2 separate regions of the Mus musculus genome follow, and region 1 is linked to region 2. The links are chromatin contacts, found by Hi-C in ENCODE. All regions are on one chromosome and are shown on one strand. The core of a region is the stretch at or near the end of the contact, and the rest is flanking DNA. Distances in the headings are between cores, read along the strand shown. Region 1 holds the start of Zcchc7 (zinc finger, CCHC domain containing 7). Region 2 holds the start of Tox (thymocyte selection-associated high mobility group box).

The links. A loop is a pair of places that touch in the nucleus more often than their neighbours do.
Region 1: a loop to region 2 is called in a map of T-helper 2 cell, with 40 times the contacts of the local background. The contact joins the promoter of Zcchc7 here to the promoter of Tox in region 2. A Hi-C loop is called at or near these places in 2 of 37 maps with a recorded cell type or tissue (T-helper 1 cell and T-helper 2 cell).

What each region holds. Positions count from the first base shown.
Region 1 is chr4:44,753,391-44,760,653 of GRCm38, forward strand. It overlaps Zcchc7 (zinc finger, CCHC domain containing 7), which reads left to right and starts at 3,169. Exons shown (of 9, transcript NM_138590.4): 1 at 3,169-3,302.
Region 2 is chr4:6,989,210-6,996,466 of GRCm38, forward strand. Tox (thymocyte selection-associated high mobility group box) reads right to left here and starts at 1,627. Exons shown (of 9, transcript NM_145711.5): 1 at 1,181-1,627. The coding sequence starts at 1,282.

The sequences.
Region 1 (7,263 bases), core at 1,919-4,418, about 38 Mb after region 2:
AGACCAGTAGGCACTCACCTGCTGAGCCATCTCTTCAGTCCCCGTTCTGATTTCTTGGGCTTTTCACTTTCGAACAATCCTTTACTTTTAGACAAGGCTATCTAAACATTGTCTTTAAAAAATTTTAATGAATATTTTGCTTTCTGTAGGTGTTGTGCCAGTTGTAAACATCAAAAGACAACATTAGAACTTGTACTCTCAAGTAGTTTTACAGCCCAGCCTAGCTGGGATAGAGCTATGAGAACAGTGAGAGGGAGGTTCATACAATGGGTAGGAAATCCTATAAGCCCATCCTGTGTGTGTGAATGAAGTTTCTCTGAAGGCTTGGGATTTTAACAGAAGAGACTAAGAGAACACTGGACGGGCAGAGGGTACTTCGCAGGCAGAGGGGGTTGCTATGAAGACACAGATGTGGGAGAGCATCATGCGTTAGCAGCTAACTGCTCAGAATTCAGCATGTTAGTTAATGACACCCCATTGCTTTGAGCTGATATGGGTTTACTTTGCATATATGTGTATACACATGCACGTGTCTCACCAGAGGTCAGAGGATAATCTATGGGAGTCAGTCATCTCCTTCCACCACTTCAGTTTCAGAAATCAAACTCAGGTGGTCAGGCTCAGCAGGAAGTGACCTCACCCACTGAACTATCCCTCAGTCCTCCACCTTTTAAGGTATTTTGTTGGCTGCATGAGTAACAGTGAGAGGCGAGGCCACAGCCATTAAGGGTTATGCTCATTAGCTTTACATTCTCAAGAGAAACAAGGTAAAGGAGCAGCATATTTATTCTGGCTCACACCTCTCTCTTTATCCCCTTCTAACTCTGTCTGGGTGCTTAGTTTCCCTGGATGGTAGGTACAGCTCACATTTAGGTCCTGACCTAACTCCCTCACTGAAAATATGCTCACAGGATACCCAGAAGGGTTCATCAGTGCTTTTCAGTTTGATTAAGCTGATAAACTCAAGATTAAGCAGTATTCACTACTTCTGGCAGTTAGAAATCTGTTCATCTGAGTCGGTTTCTCCTTTTTTGTAAATAGAAATTAACACTAATAATAAAAATAATCACTGAGCACGGTGGCACACGCCTTTAGTCTCAGAAGCTCAGCAGGCAGATCTCTGAGTTCAAGGCCTGTATGGTCTGTATAGAGAGTTCCAGAACAGCCAGGACTACACAGTAAAGAGATCTTGTCTCAAACAACCAAACACACATAATAAAAAAAAGTTAGGTTTTTAAGGTTAGGTTAGGTTGCACCAACTTGCAATCCCAGTACTTGAGTTTAAGGCTGGACTAAGCTCTGTAGTAAAACCTAAAAAACTAGCAAAAGGGGCAGCAAAACAATATTGTTATGAATGGGGGTACCTGGTGGGTACTTAGCTCATGCCAAGGCATATTCCTGAGTAATTATGCCATGCAACAGATCTGGTATAAAAGAGGTTTCCTGGGGGAAGGGAGAGGACTGAGGACCTGGGACAGGGTAGGAAAGGGTATAGAGGCAGGCAGGGGCCACGAGGGCAAGAGGTAGGGGGACCTCTGAGGACAGACGGGGGAGAGGGAACTCTGAAAACAGAGAGGGGGGAGGGGAAAAAAGAAAAAGGAGAGGACATATGAGATTATGGAACACACAGAGAGCCGGGTGGCCAGCAGTCCTTTTATAGGTCCTCTAATCCCTTGCTCGGTCCCTGGGAGGAGTCTAGTGAAATCACCTGTAAGCTAACAATATACTAAGAGGAGTTATTATGGCCCTTGATTAAAAATTCAGTCTTTTAATACACACATACACACACACAAACACACACACAGCATTCCTTTGGCACATATTCCCTGAACTGTCCAAACATGTGACCTACTTCTATACCACTTTTTCTATCCCCCAAATAGGTTTTTCAATTTTGCCTTTTTATAGTGTCTTGTCCCTTTCTTTCCTAGCACATAACCATAATGCTAATCGAATTTTGTAATTATTTTCAAACTCCTAATACTGTAACAAGACCTTAAAATTCTTCTACTTTATCTGGACTTTCTAGAACAGCCTGACATTTTCCTGAAACTCTTCCCCCAACCCCCCTATAATTTAGTTTAAGTAAATATAAGCTTAGTTTTCTAATAACGTAGAAGGCTGACAGCTTGGCTCTAATATGTTCAATAAATGTTGGCAAAAAGATTTAAAATCAAACTCATCTATCAGGGATGTTGTCAGTACCTAATTCGGTATTTGTAAAGTTGCTTAGATGAACTTATGTTTGTTTGTGTTTGACTGTGACAAGGTCTTAAGTAGCTCAGGCTATCTTTGACTGCTCCACGTTGCTAAGGATGAACTTGAATTCCTTATTTTCCTTTTTCCACCTCCTCTGTACTAGGCTGCTTATGTGGTGGAACTTAAAAATGAACCCAGGGCCTTCTATGCGGTAAGCAAGCACTTTACCAACTGGGTTACACGTCCAACCTCATAATTAAAGTTTTTTTGTTTTTTTGTTTTTTCTTAAAGGTGTGACCAAGGGAACCAATGCTGGAGGCCGTGAACACCGTCTCCTAGTACCAGAAAGAACAGCATTTACTCCGTGTTGCAGGAGTGCAGCTCTTCACGGTTCACAAACAGTTAACAAGGCGGAAGCACCTCCGAGTGCACTTTACAACCTAAGGTGAGAAAAGCCGTGCGGTCACTATTCCCACTAGCGGAAAAACCAAAACCCAAACCAGACACTCTCAAAAATGCCTCTTCCCGCGCTGGCATTATCAAGGTCCCTCTCCGAAGTCACCTACTAACCCTAAATCCCCTACTAACTCTGACCTCCACCCGGAAAAGGGGCCGATTTGCTCTGCGCCACGTGTTACTACGAGGGCGTCACCCAGAGCTAGAAAAGAGACAGCCCCTGCCGACCGGACCAAGGTATCATGGGAATTGTAGTTTTCTTTCCAACACGGGAGTAAGTGAACTCGCACTTACTTTTGCCCTTCAAGTAGCTTCTATTTAGTATAACTCATAAGATAAAAATATGCACCATAATTTTTTCAGCCGAGATTTCTTTTCGAAAGGAAGGATGAAGAAAAAAAGAACAAAACCAAACACAAAGTTTATAGGCGGAGAAAACAAAGGGTTAATAAGCGTTACGCATGCGCTCGGAGGACTCGCGGGTTGGGCGGAAGGACAGCTCCCAAGAGCTCTGTTTTCCCCGGAAGTACCTTCTCCTCCCTGGAGTCCGCGCGGACGCGGCTTCCTTACCTCATTTGTCCTCGCCCCTCCCCGTTCCTCTACGCGTTTCGGTTCCTGGTTGGTGCTTCCTGGTCGCGGCCGCGGCAGTGAGTATGTGTGTGACGGACCCCGAGCTGTCCCGCGGCCGGGGGACCCCTTCCCCTCTCCGCCTCGCCCGCGGAGCTGTGGAACTAATGCGTGCCCCTCTCTGGCCTTCCCCTCCCGGTCCTTCGGGGCTCAGCGCAGTGCAGCGCAGCAAATGGCCTCTCAGCTCCGTGCCGCCCCACGCGGCTCAGTGACCGGGCTGGGGTTTGGCGGCCCGAGACCAGGGCTTGGGCAAGGCTGGGCGGCGATGGCCTTGACGGGCACGTCTTCTCTGTCGGCGTTACTCCACCGCCTCCCACGGTTCACCCGTCCTGGGGAGGTGGGCCAGTCCCGAAATGTGGAGGTCTCCCTTCGCTGAGGGGAACCTGGCCCTCAAGGATGCGTCCAGTCGGGGGCCACCTTAAGCTGGTGCTGTCAAGTAGCCGCTTCACGAGTAGACACAAAGAATCTGGGAACTATGCCCCATTCCTTATATAAAACCAGGGTATCCTAAGATGATCCTCTGCCCCCGCGCCCGCACACCCTAACAGCAGACAGTTGTAGTCAATTTTACTGTGGGGAAATCGAGGTTGGGAGTTGGCAGCCCCCAGTTCCAGCCATCACTGATTAGCTGCCGACGCTCAGAATACCTTTAGGTCGAGTTTACTGTGATTTCAAGTCTCAGGGTTGAATGAAGGAAACTTTTTTTTTTTTTTTTTTTTTTTTTTTTTGAGACAGGGTTTCTCTGTATAGTCTTGGCTGTCCTGGAACTCACTTTGTAGACCAGGCTGGCCTCGAACTCAGAAATTCGCCTACCTCTGCCTCCAGAGTGCTGGGATTAAAGGGGTGAGCCACCACGCCCGGCAGAAGGAAACTTTTAAGGGCCTTTTTTAGCCCATTGGATAATTTTTTTCCTGAGCCTGTTTTTCCCAAGTATAAAATCACCCTTAATTTAATGACTAGGCTCCCTTCAAAAGCTCTCGACTTGGTGTTGAACATTTAGACCTTAAATTGCAGCGTGTGTATTTAAGACGGTGTTGTGCTTTAGGGACAGTTAATTATTGTCATTTAGTCAGAGGATGGGGAATGATCTGAGGGAAGAATTGGAAGTGAAAATTGTATGAAAACTACACGATTAACAGTGCATGGGACAAATAGGAGAAGCACTGTTTCCAGCAGAGTCCAAAGAGTAGTTAGAAGTTAACATCAGTAAATTTAGCATGCATTTCTGACATGGAGACAAGCCCATTGTTTCTCTCTTTGATGGTCCCATTTGGATTCCTTACCTCCTTTGATTGGAAGTGACAGTAACATTTGAAAAAGGGGCAGACATTTTAACTTTTGTAATTGGTTTTGTTTCTGCCTTCACTGAATCTCAGTAGCACACTGAGATTCTTGTAAGTTATAAACCTAAGTGGAGAATAAACTATTAGTCATTTTATCCATTGACAACTGTGGATTTAAAAATTCAGCCCTCAAGGTGGGGTCCAGCCCCAGGTAGAACACTGGCTTAGCATGTCCAGGCCCCTGGATATAGTCCCCAGCACCATCAAATGAATAAGACCAAATTTGGGATTTAAATCTACCTCAGATGACCTATAGCACCCAGAAAGAAGCTCTAAGCTGGAAATACTTTGAAAGAAAATTAAGAGCAAAGCGTCTAGAATGACTAGTAGGTAATCTTTTAAGGGGGAATATTGGCTTTTAAGTCTTGGTAAATTCTGGAAACCTAATTAACCTTTGTTAGTTTAAAGAAATTCAATGACTGTCCCCCCCCCCCAAAAAAAAAAAACCACAGTGAGTGGTTTTATATTCTTTCTTTAGATAAGCTTCTTTTCCACTTCTGATATTTTAGATTTTAAAATGTGATCAGTCTTCTGAGTTGCTGTGCTTTGATAACATCTTTTGTTTATTTACTCTTTGGGGATGGGTTCTAGGGGTTAAGACAGGAACTTCTGACCAAATGCTAGGATTATTGTGTGTCCCTGTGCCCTACCACACAGAACTTTGATAAAGTTTAAGTACCAGTTAGGTTCTTAAATAGTAAATTTGTAAGTTTAAATGTCTACTACTCCTTTTAATTAAAATGTCTGTTTCAGGTTTGTATTCCCTGTGGAAAGTTAATGTATATGTCAGATAAATGTAGGTGTTTAGCCAGTACACATATAGCAGTATTTGTAGTGATGATTAGCTTAGATCAGGAACATGTAAATCATGCTAGCCGAGTTCTTAACCAAGTGTCCAGCCTTAGGGAGGCCTCCTTGTGTCTTTGGACCTGTTTCTTCAAATGTTTCTAAAGGGAGTTTTGTGAAAACAATCCAGCAGGTACTTTTTAGATGTAAATGTTTGTCAGAAACATGTGTTAGCTGGTTAAGTATGCTCAGTAAAAAGCTGAGAAAGCCTTCTGCGTCAAAAAGCGTGTGTGTGCACATGCAGATACACATGCAGATTCATACTCATCCTTGAGTATACTTTTTAAAAATTAAGTGAATTTGATTGAAATTAACGTTGTAACAAACCAAAACAGCTTGAGGCAAACCTTAACTTTGGCATATATGAGCTATATAAATATAAAAGCGTATGTTATGCCAGAACACAGTTTTCAAGTACAGAAGGAACAAAATCCTCTTAACTGCCATAGGGGTTAAATTGTTAAATTCATTTTTCTACCTTTCATGGGAAGAGATAAATCCTTAGACCCAAAGAAGTCCGTTTTTATTATGGCTCTGTAGTTTATTTTTGGCATATATTCACAGGTGTGCCTATGGCTCTATTCTTAATCCCTTTCCTTTGGGATGGCTCCAAGAGTGGTACAAATTTGTAACTCTGTAATTTAGCTCTTTCATTTTTTTTTTTTTTTTCCTGTCTGCCCTGGAATTAGGTTTTATCTTAAGTCCACACTGGATCCTCTGGATGGGTCCACTGAGGATTTTGAAGGAAGCATAATTCCTTGACTTCTTTTAGAATTAATTTACCTATTAAATAAAAAAAGGAAAGAATTCATCTTTCATTTGAAGTCCTCTGAGGCTAACATTTCAATATAAACCGATAAATGTCATGAGCATTATTATTCAGACAGCCACATTCCTCTGGAATGACAATAACAGCATAGAACTTGAAAATAACTTGAAAGATCACATGGAGGGAGCAAGTACATTATAGCCTTTAAAGGAAAAAGAAATTAATTGTGTTTTGTTCTGTTTTGGTTTATTTTGAAATAGTATCTTCTAGCTCAGACTGACCTTGGAATTTACTGTGTAGCTAAGGATAGTCTGGAACTCTGTATCTTCTTGCTTCCATCTGGAATTACACCAGAAGTCATTTATTTCTGGAAAACAACACCCAAACTCTAGCTTGAGTGTATACTTTTTTGGCTCTTAGATTCCTGGAGTCTGCTGGTTCTCTTAACAAAACAGACAAAACACCTTGAAGTTCTGGCAGAAACGCAAACCTAGGAAAACAAAGATTGTTTCTTAATTGTATTTGTAAAGCTGAAAGTGGAAGGAAGAGTAAGTTGGCACTGTTACTTTTGTCTAGGGTGCTCCTGGTGTTTAGACAAGCGTGATTTCCTTTCCTCAGAACTGTTATTTTGATCAGCATTCCATTGGTAGATAATTGAAACCTCTACTGTGTAGATTTTTGGTTAGTGTTTTGGAATAAAGACAACTGAGAAATTATTCTATCACAATGTCTATGTTCTAAGCATTTGTTAGGCTTTTTCGGGGGAGGGGGGCCGCTAAAAAACAAAGGCTTAATGATAGAAGTCATGTTTTCAAACATTTATAAACATCTCCAAATAGCTGTTTGGCTTGGCTATTGTGATCTATTTAACAAAGTGAACAAGGTCCCTGCCTTCCTGGAATTGTGATCTATACTTCTGGGACGTTTACATTGAATAAGTAATTAGAAATGTGGTGAGTGTTTTATAAAGTACCATGGAAGCCTCTGAAATAGAGCACTTAATTCTTTCTGATGGGAAATACT
Region 2 (7,257 bases), core at 377-2,876:
GTGAAGTGCCTGAAAGGACTGGAAGAATCTGCCGGGGGTTTTTATCAAGCAAGAACTGGGAGTCCAAAAGGCTTGCCATGCATTTCAGAGACCTTCTTGTCCCCAGCAACCTCTATCAGCTAGGACTGCTTAGACAAATCCACCAAGCCCCAGGAGAGGAGAGATGTGGCCTGTGGCTGCTCTTGGAGACGATCCCTCCGGTCCCTCCGTGTCCCTCTCAGGTTTTGCGTGCATGAAGCCAGGAGAGCAATTACTTCCCTAGAAACTCCTGGCTGTCCTATCCTTGGGCCAAGCTGAGCTCCGGGGCAGCTTCGCCAGAGTTCTCATTCTGGATCACCAGCATTAAATACCTTTCCGCTGTCCTGTGTGGCCCAAGTCAGCAGACTATGATGTAGCCCAGCCAGGGACCCTGCTTCAGCCAGGCAAAGAGCGTCGGAGCTTTACACTTGAATGCAAAGCGCTAGCTTGGCTTCCTGTAAACTTGCTATTTCCACACCCCACACCCCCCAAACGAGATCTGTTCCCCCAAATCATAATGCGACTAGCCCACAGCGTCCTGGTCTCGAGGGCCAGCGTCCGAACTCCAGTTCGGCGGCCGGAACAGAAAACAAAAGAGTTACAGAATAATTTTCACGGTGTGGGAACGCCGGATCCTCCGGGGTCCCTGCACCCCGACTCCTAGCTGCTCCTCTGGCAAGTGATCCGGAGCAAGGAAGCGATGCCACGAGCCCCCGCTGTCCAAGAAAGGGAGGGAGAAGAAGGAACTAGAATATAAACTGAATTCTCCTACTCTGCCTCAGTTCCCAGACCCCAGACACACCCCCAAAGTATTCCGTGGGTTTTCTCTCTCGATCTCTCGCTTTTTTTTTTTTTTTTTTAAATGTCTCCCGGCAAACCTAAGCAGGGATCCTTAGTGGCGAACAGCAGGAAGGAAAGAATCCGAGCAAATCGTGTCACTTTCCGCACAATCGCGTTGTTTGGCAAACCCCCGGAGCTGCTCCACAATATTTACTACCCGAGCGCACGCAGCGCCGCCGCGGGCTGCGACCGAGCGCGCCCGGGACGGGCCTCTGCGAGCCGGCCCAGTCCGCCCAGCGGGCCCCATCGCGGTCCAGCCACCGCTGCCCCCCTCCCGGGATCGAGCCGCCAGAATCGGTGCAGACAAAAGCAGAGTGTTCACCTTGTTGCAATAGTAGGGGTCCAGGCAGGGAGAAGGTCCCAGACAAGGAGCGGCGGGCGCAGCAGCGGGCTGGGCTGGAGGAGGATAAAATCTTACGTCCATTTCACTCTCACATCAAGCAACTCCTTTTCTTTTCCTTTTTGAAAAAAAAAAAAAAAAAAAAAGTGCTCAGAAAAAAAAAAAAAAGCTCAGACGGAACAGAGAGGCGTCTGGGCTCAGGAGTAAAAGAAACACCTTCCTTCCCTCACATCCGTTTGTGGTTTGTTTAAGAAGAGGAAGAAAAGAGAGAGAGAAAAGAGAGAGAGAGGAAAAAAAAAACAGAGGGTGGAAAAGCGCTCAACTCTCCCCCCCAAGCCGTGGCGCGCACCCGTCCACACCGAGCGCGCAGCCTGCCTGGTCCGCTCGGCCCCGGCGCTGTCGGCCCGCCGCCGCCGGGCAGGTAACTTCACGCGCTCATTGTCCCCCCCGCCCGCCGCCCCATCCCCGCCTCCCGCGCCCTTCGCCGCCCGGCACTCGCGCTCGGGCTCGGGGTACTGGGCGTTTTATTGGAGACTCTGCCTTGCTTTGCTTTTAGTTTTTCTCCACGTTAGAGGCCTGGGATGGGGGAGTGATGGAGTGTGTGTGGTGTTGCAGGGGAGATCAAGATCGGAGGACACTAGTGCCCCGGACCGGCGGGGTGCCGACAGAGGCTGGACGCGGCCCAGAGGGTACAGTTGGGGACCGAGAACCAGGCGAGGGACAAACGCAGAAGAAGGGAATGCGGCTCGATCAGTAGTGGCGGGACCCCGGGCAGCGTCAGTGCCCCAGTCAGCACCCCCGGGTGGGTGCCATGGAGGTGGATACAATCACACAAAGGGGCTGGAGAGACTGAGCAAAGGCTGACTGGGGCACCGTGGGGCTCGCACAGCAAGGGGGCGCTGTGGCGCACCCCCGCCCAGCACCCGCAGCCCCACCCCCGCCCCACCCCATTCTTTGAGCCCCCCACCACTTACTCCTGCCCGCTAGCTGCACTGCCAACCTCTGCCCCGCGCGGGAGGTAGAGGAGAGGCTGTCTTGTGGCGCTGCTCGGGAGCCTGCAGGGAGCGCAACCTCTGCCCCATTCTAGTGTGCAGCTGACCAAGGGACCCCAGTTGATCTCTGTGCGAGGAGCGGTGCTCCTGGAGTTAGTGCTCAGAGAGCCTCGGCATTCGGCTTTGGTTCTCAGTGGGAGGGTTTGCAGAGGCTGAGCCTGCCCTTGCGGGACTAGCAAAAAAGACTCCAGGGGTGCTTAGAAGGGTAAATAAGGAAACAGTTATCAGCACACCATGCGCTACAGGGAACACATCTGGGCTAGTTACTTGCCTCTTGGAATTATACTTTCACTGTTGGATTCCCAGTAGCACTCTTGGAGCTCCACTGCCCACCCCAACCTTCACGAATCAGCTGTCTGCTTCCCTGGGCTCTCTTTGTTGGTAGGATAAAGATATCATCCATATTTTGCTTTACTTCGTCAACCCCAAAAACTTGCAATATTGTGTCCCCTGGCATCTGGGAGAGTTTTGGGACCCTGATGACTGTCCAGCGGACATCTTACGTTCTCCCTGAGAAAGACTTTAGAGAGAAGTTAATATAGGGGTGGGCAATGTTTACCTTTCAAGGGTGAATTCCTGATTGCTTCACACCTTAGGGGCCTAAGACCCTGTAAAAAAGTGGAAAATTCATGTCCACAGGTATCTGTTTCTGGCGTCAAAGAATATATGGAAACAGTCTTGTTACCTCCCATCCCCCACCCCAAACCGTTTTTAGTACATGGTGGGTAATAGCCAGCTACTCTCTAGCTCTCTGCAGCCTTTTCCAGGTTTCTCTTCCCTTATAATAGGAGCACCAGTCAAATGCAAAGATCTGAGGAAGCAACAGATGCCCTGTAAGGATAGTAAATTAGCATCCTGGGGTTCTCTCCTCTATGCAAAGGCCTTTGGAAACTTTTCCTTGACTTTGGTTTCCATCCATGGTAGCCTCTTTCTCTTAAACTGTTGTCCTCAGGTCTTCCTTTTATGGGTAGGAAGAACACAGCTTCTTACCTTAAGAGTAATGTGATGGATGTTGGCTTTAGAAATGAGGAAGGATTTTCACTCTGCATTCAAACCCTCTGAGTCACAAAATAAGTGAAAGGGTGATCTTTCCTCTATTAAAGGTCTTTACAATAACAAGTACATAGGTTCAGGGCTTCATAGCACCGATTTTAAAATTCATTTGTAGATGTTAAAGTGGGTGGGGCTATAAAAAGTCTGTAGCTTTAAATAAACACGTAATCTCAAGTTTCTGTCATCAACAAATTATACTGTATAAAGTTTGAGGTTTATAAACTTCCCTAGGATTCATAATCAACTTCTGTTTGGCCCTCGGGCCAGCAGAAAGATGGGCTGGTTTATCGCTGGAATGGTCCTTGCTGTCAGTGTCTTGACTCCTTGGACATACTGGAGGTACCACATCACGTATTTCCACTACCATTATGAGAAACCCAAGGGCCAGAAACCTGTGTCTTACCTCTGCAAGCAACCTGATTTCTTTCACAGGAAGTCTGTGGAGTCAACATGAGAGCTCTGCATGCTAAGGAATTTGAGCTAAAAGTACATTAACCACGAGAGAGCTTAACACTAAAGCATGGTCATCAATATAATAACTTTAAATACCCACCATTGTCTAACATCCTACTCAAGGTCTACATTTTACTGAGTAGTAATATTCCATTCCACTTAAGGAAAATTTAAGTGGCTACACTTTGGAGTAAATACTACTTTAAAAATGAGATAGTTCTGTCCATAGCATGTTGAGTTACTCAATTATTTCTCCAGCCATTTATTTGTATAGTAATAAGCAAAGGGGGGTGGGGGCTGCATATGGCTATGAAAAACAAAATAATAACAAAATCAATACTTAAAACTGGGCATAGCAAGGAAGTAGAGGCTCATTCATTGAGAGGTGAATCATAATGGAAATGTGGCCCTTATACACATTGGGATTCTATGCAGCTGTAAAAGAAAAATGAAACCTGGAAAATGGATGGAGCTAGAAAGTATTATAGTGAGTTAGCTCAAAAAGACCAAAATTGCGTTCAGTCATATGCAGACCGTAGTTTAATACAGTCATATGTATGTATAAAAGCAAGGGTAAGTATGTATGTAGGGCATGAAACTAGAAAGGAAAACGTGAGATGGGACTACAGAGTTGAGGAAGCCGGGAGAGAAGGCAATAGAACACAGGAGACAGGGAAACAGAAGATAGAACAGGCAGATTCAGTGGAAGGGTATGAGGAGGGAGGGTCAGAGAGATGAGAAGAATCAACAACCCAAGGCTTGTTTGAAAATGCCATAGGGAAGATCAATACTGTACATGTGTTAGTTTAAAAATAAGTCTAAAAAAAGAGAGAGATACAGAGAAATAAAAAAATTCAAGGTCATTTTTGGCTACACAGAAGACTGGAGGCTAGCCTGGGGTACAAGAGCTCCTGCCAAATACAAATAAAATAAGTAAACAGACAAATTACAGTAAAATCATAAAATGTCCTGCTTAAAATGATCCCTGAGCTAGATGATGTATGGTCTTTAGAATCTTTTCCAAACTTGGGTCAATGATGTCATGTTTTTTTTTTTGATTGGATATTTTATTTATTTACATTTTAAATGTTATCTGCTTTCCTGATTCCCCACTAGAAGTTCCCTACCCCATCCCTCCTCCTCCTGCTTCTATGAGGGTGTGCCCCAAACATTCACCCACTCTTGCCCTCGCATTCTCCTACACTGGGTTATCGAGCCTTCACAGGACCAAGGGCCTTTTCTCCCATTGATGACCGACAAGGCCATCCTCTGTTACATATATGGCTGGAGCCATGGGTCCCTCCATGTGTACTCCTTGGTTGGTGGTTTAGACCCTGGGAGCTTTGGTTGGTTGATATTGCTGTTCTTCCTATGGGGTTGCAAACCCCTTCAGCTCCTGTAGTCCTTTCTCTAACTCCTCCATTGGGGACCCTGTGATTAGTCTAATGGTTGACTGCAAGCATCACCTCTGTATTTGTCATGCTCTGGCAGAGCCTCTCAGGAGACAGCTATATCAGGCTCCTGTCAGAAAGCACTTGTTGACATCCACAATAGTGTCTGGGTTTGGTAACTGTATATGGGATGGATCTCCAGGTGGGGCAGTCTCTGGATGTCCTTTCCTTCAGTCTCTGCTCCACTCTTTGTCCCCATATCTCCTCGCATAGGTATTTTGTTCCCCCTTCTAAGAAGGACTGCAGCACCCACACTTTGGTCTTCCTTCTTCTTGGGCTTCATGTGGTCTGCGAATTGTACCTTGGTTATTTGGAGCTTTGGGGCTAATATCCACTTCTCAGTGAGTGGGTATTATCACGTATCACAGATGCTCATACCTGGCCACCAGCACCAAGCATCCAGGGTCTATTCATTTAGGGGTGTACTTGGCCTAAGAAATGACTTTAACCCCCTGGCTTTAAAATTCTCAGGAAAACCACTGGCCTATTACTAAGATGAGCATGCAGAAAATGGTAAGAGCAATAAATGTTATTAGATATGCAAGGTTATCTTTTGTGTTGGTCCTCATGATCCACTGAGAATCTAAGGACACTGAGAGAAAAATGTGTGTCCATAAACAAGCCTCTCCTTGCTAATTTATTGTCATATGACTAATATTTTGACTTGTGAAATACCTATGATGTCTTAGACCTGATCTGAGTATCTTCACATTTATTTTCATAGTCTTACTTAATCTTATAATTTTATAAGTTACATTGAAAAGCCTAACAAAACATAGCCAGAGTGTGACTTCACTGTCACCCATGTTAATTGTAATTATAGTTTTATAAATTGTTGTGTTTTCAAATTTGCAAAGATTTGCACTGGCCACCTTTCATGTTTACTGATCCTTGCTGTTACACACATGAGATCCTGTAGGCAATTTACCTAATCACATACAAAGAAGGCACAGACTTATGAAAATCATTTGATAAAAAAAAGTGGTATTCCCTGTTCAGCATATTTTGTTAGAGTTTGCTAGTAGTTGCTCTCCAAGGATGTCCTCTGTAGACAACCTACCAGGATAAACCATCCTGTATAGGGACTAACTGTATAAGGCTAGGCATTAATACCCAACTTCCACTGAGATGGGTTGTATGGCTAAAGTAGGAGTCAGTCCTTTATTAGCATCTGGCTACAAGGATGGATATTCAGAGCTAGCTGATTTAGCCTCTTTTCAGTAGAAGACAGCTCCCAGAACCTTAAAGCAAACTATTTGGGCCCTTTTTTGCCTCCTTGTATTGTAAAGCATGTCGTTAATGCAGGCATACACAGATTTGCCTTCCCAGAGGCATTGTGGGAGAAGTTCTGTGTTTGTTTCATTAGAATCTTAATCAACACTCAGTCCTCCTCATTTTAAAGATTTCAAAACATCATTAATGGTTCTGATGGGAACTCTTACATTTTCTCAATTTCCTTGTTAGAACTCACTGCTGTCCAGGGTTATTTAACATTTTTCTAAAGTAATTTAAATGTAAACTAGAATGATGTGCAGTAAGTAATGTCGCACAGTGGAGAGACAGAAAGCACTGAAGTTTATTTCCTGGGGAGACGAGTGAGAAATGACTAGATTGTAAGTCTTTCAACCAGAAAATAAAGGATTTCAGAATGATGAGGAAAGTTTGAAGGAAATGCTAGTGGCTCCACGAATACCTCACATGGCACTAAATGACTCATAAAATGCAGTATTTCTTACATAATATAGGAAGTGTGCCATGCATGTACATCTCACCATTGAGAGTGGTACAGTACTTTGATCTTCAACAATATACAACATTTGCGGCATAATAACGGTAATAGGACTATTCAGCTCTTTTACACTGCCGTGATCCAGTTCTCTCTCATCAGGATAAACTGTGAGGACAAATCCTTTCAAAATCAGAATTAGTTCCTTGTAGAAGAGTGAGACTACAATTATCCTTTAAATAGGAGCAGCTGCAACATAGTATGGGCCCGGAATGTAGCAGTGAAATGTTTTTCCCAATGCAATTAAGTAGATTTTTTTTTAAT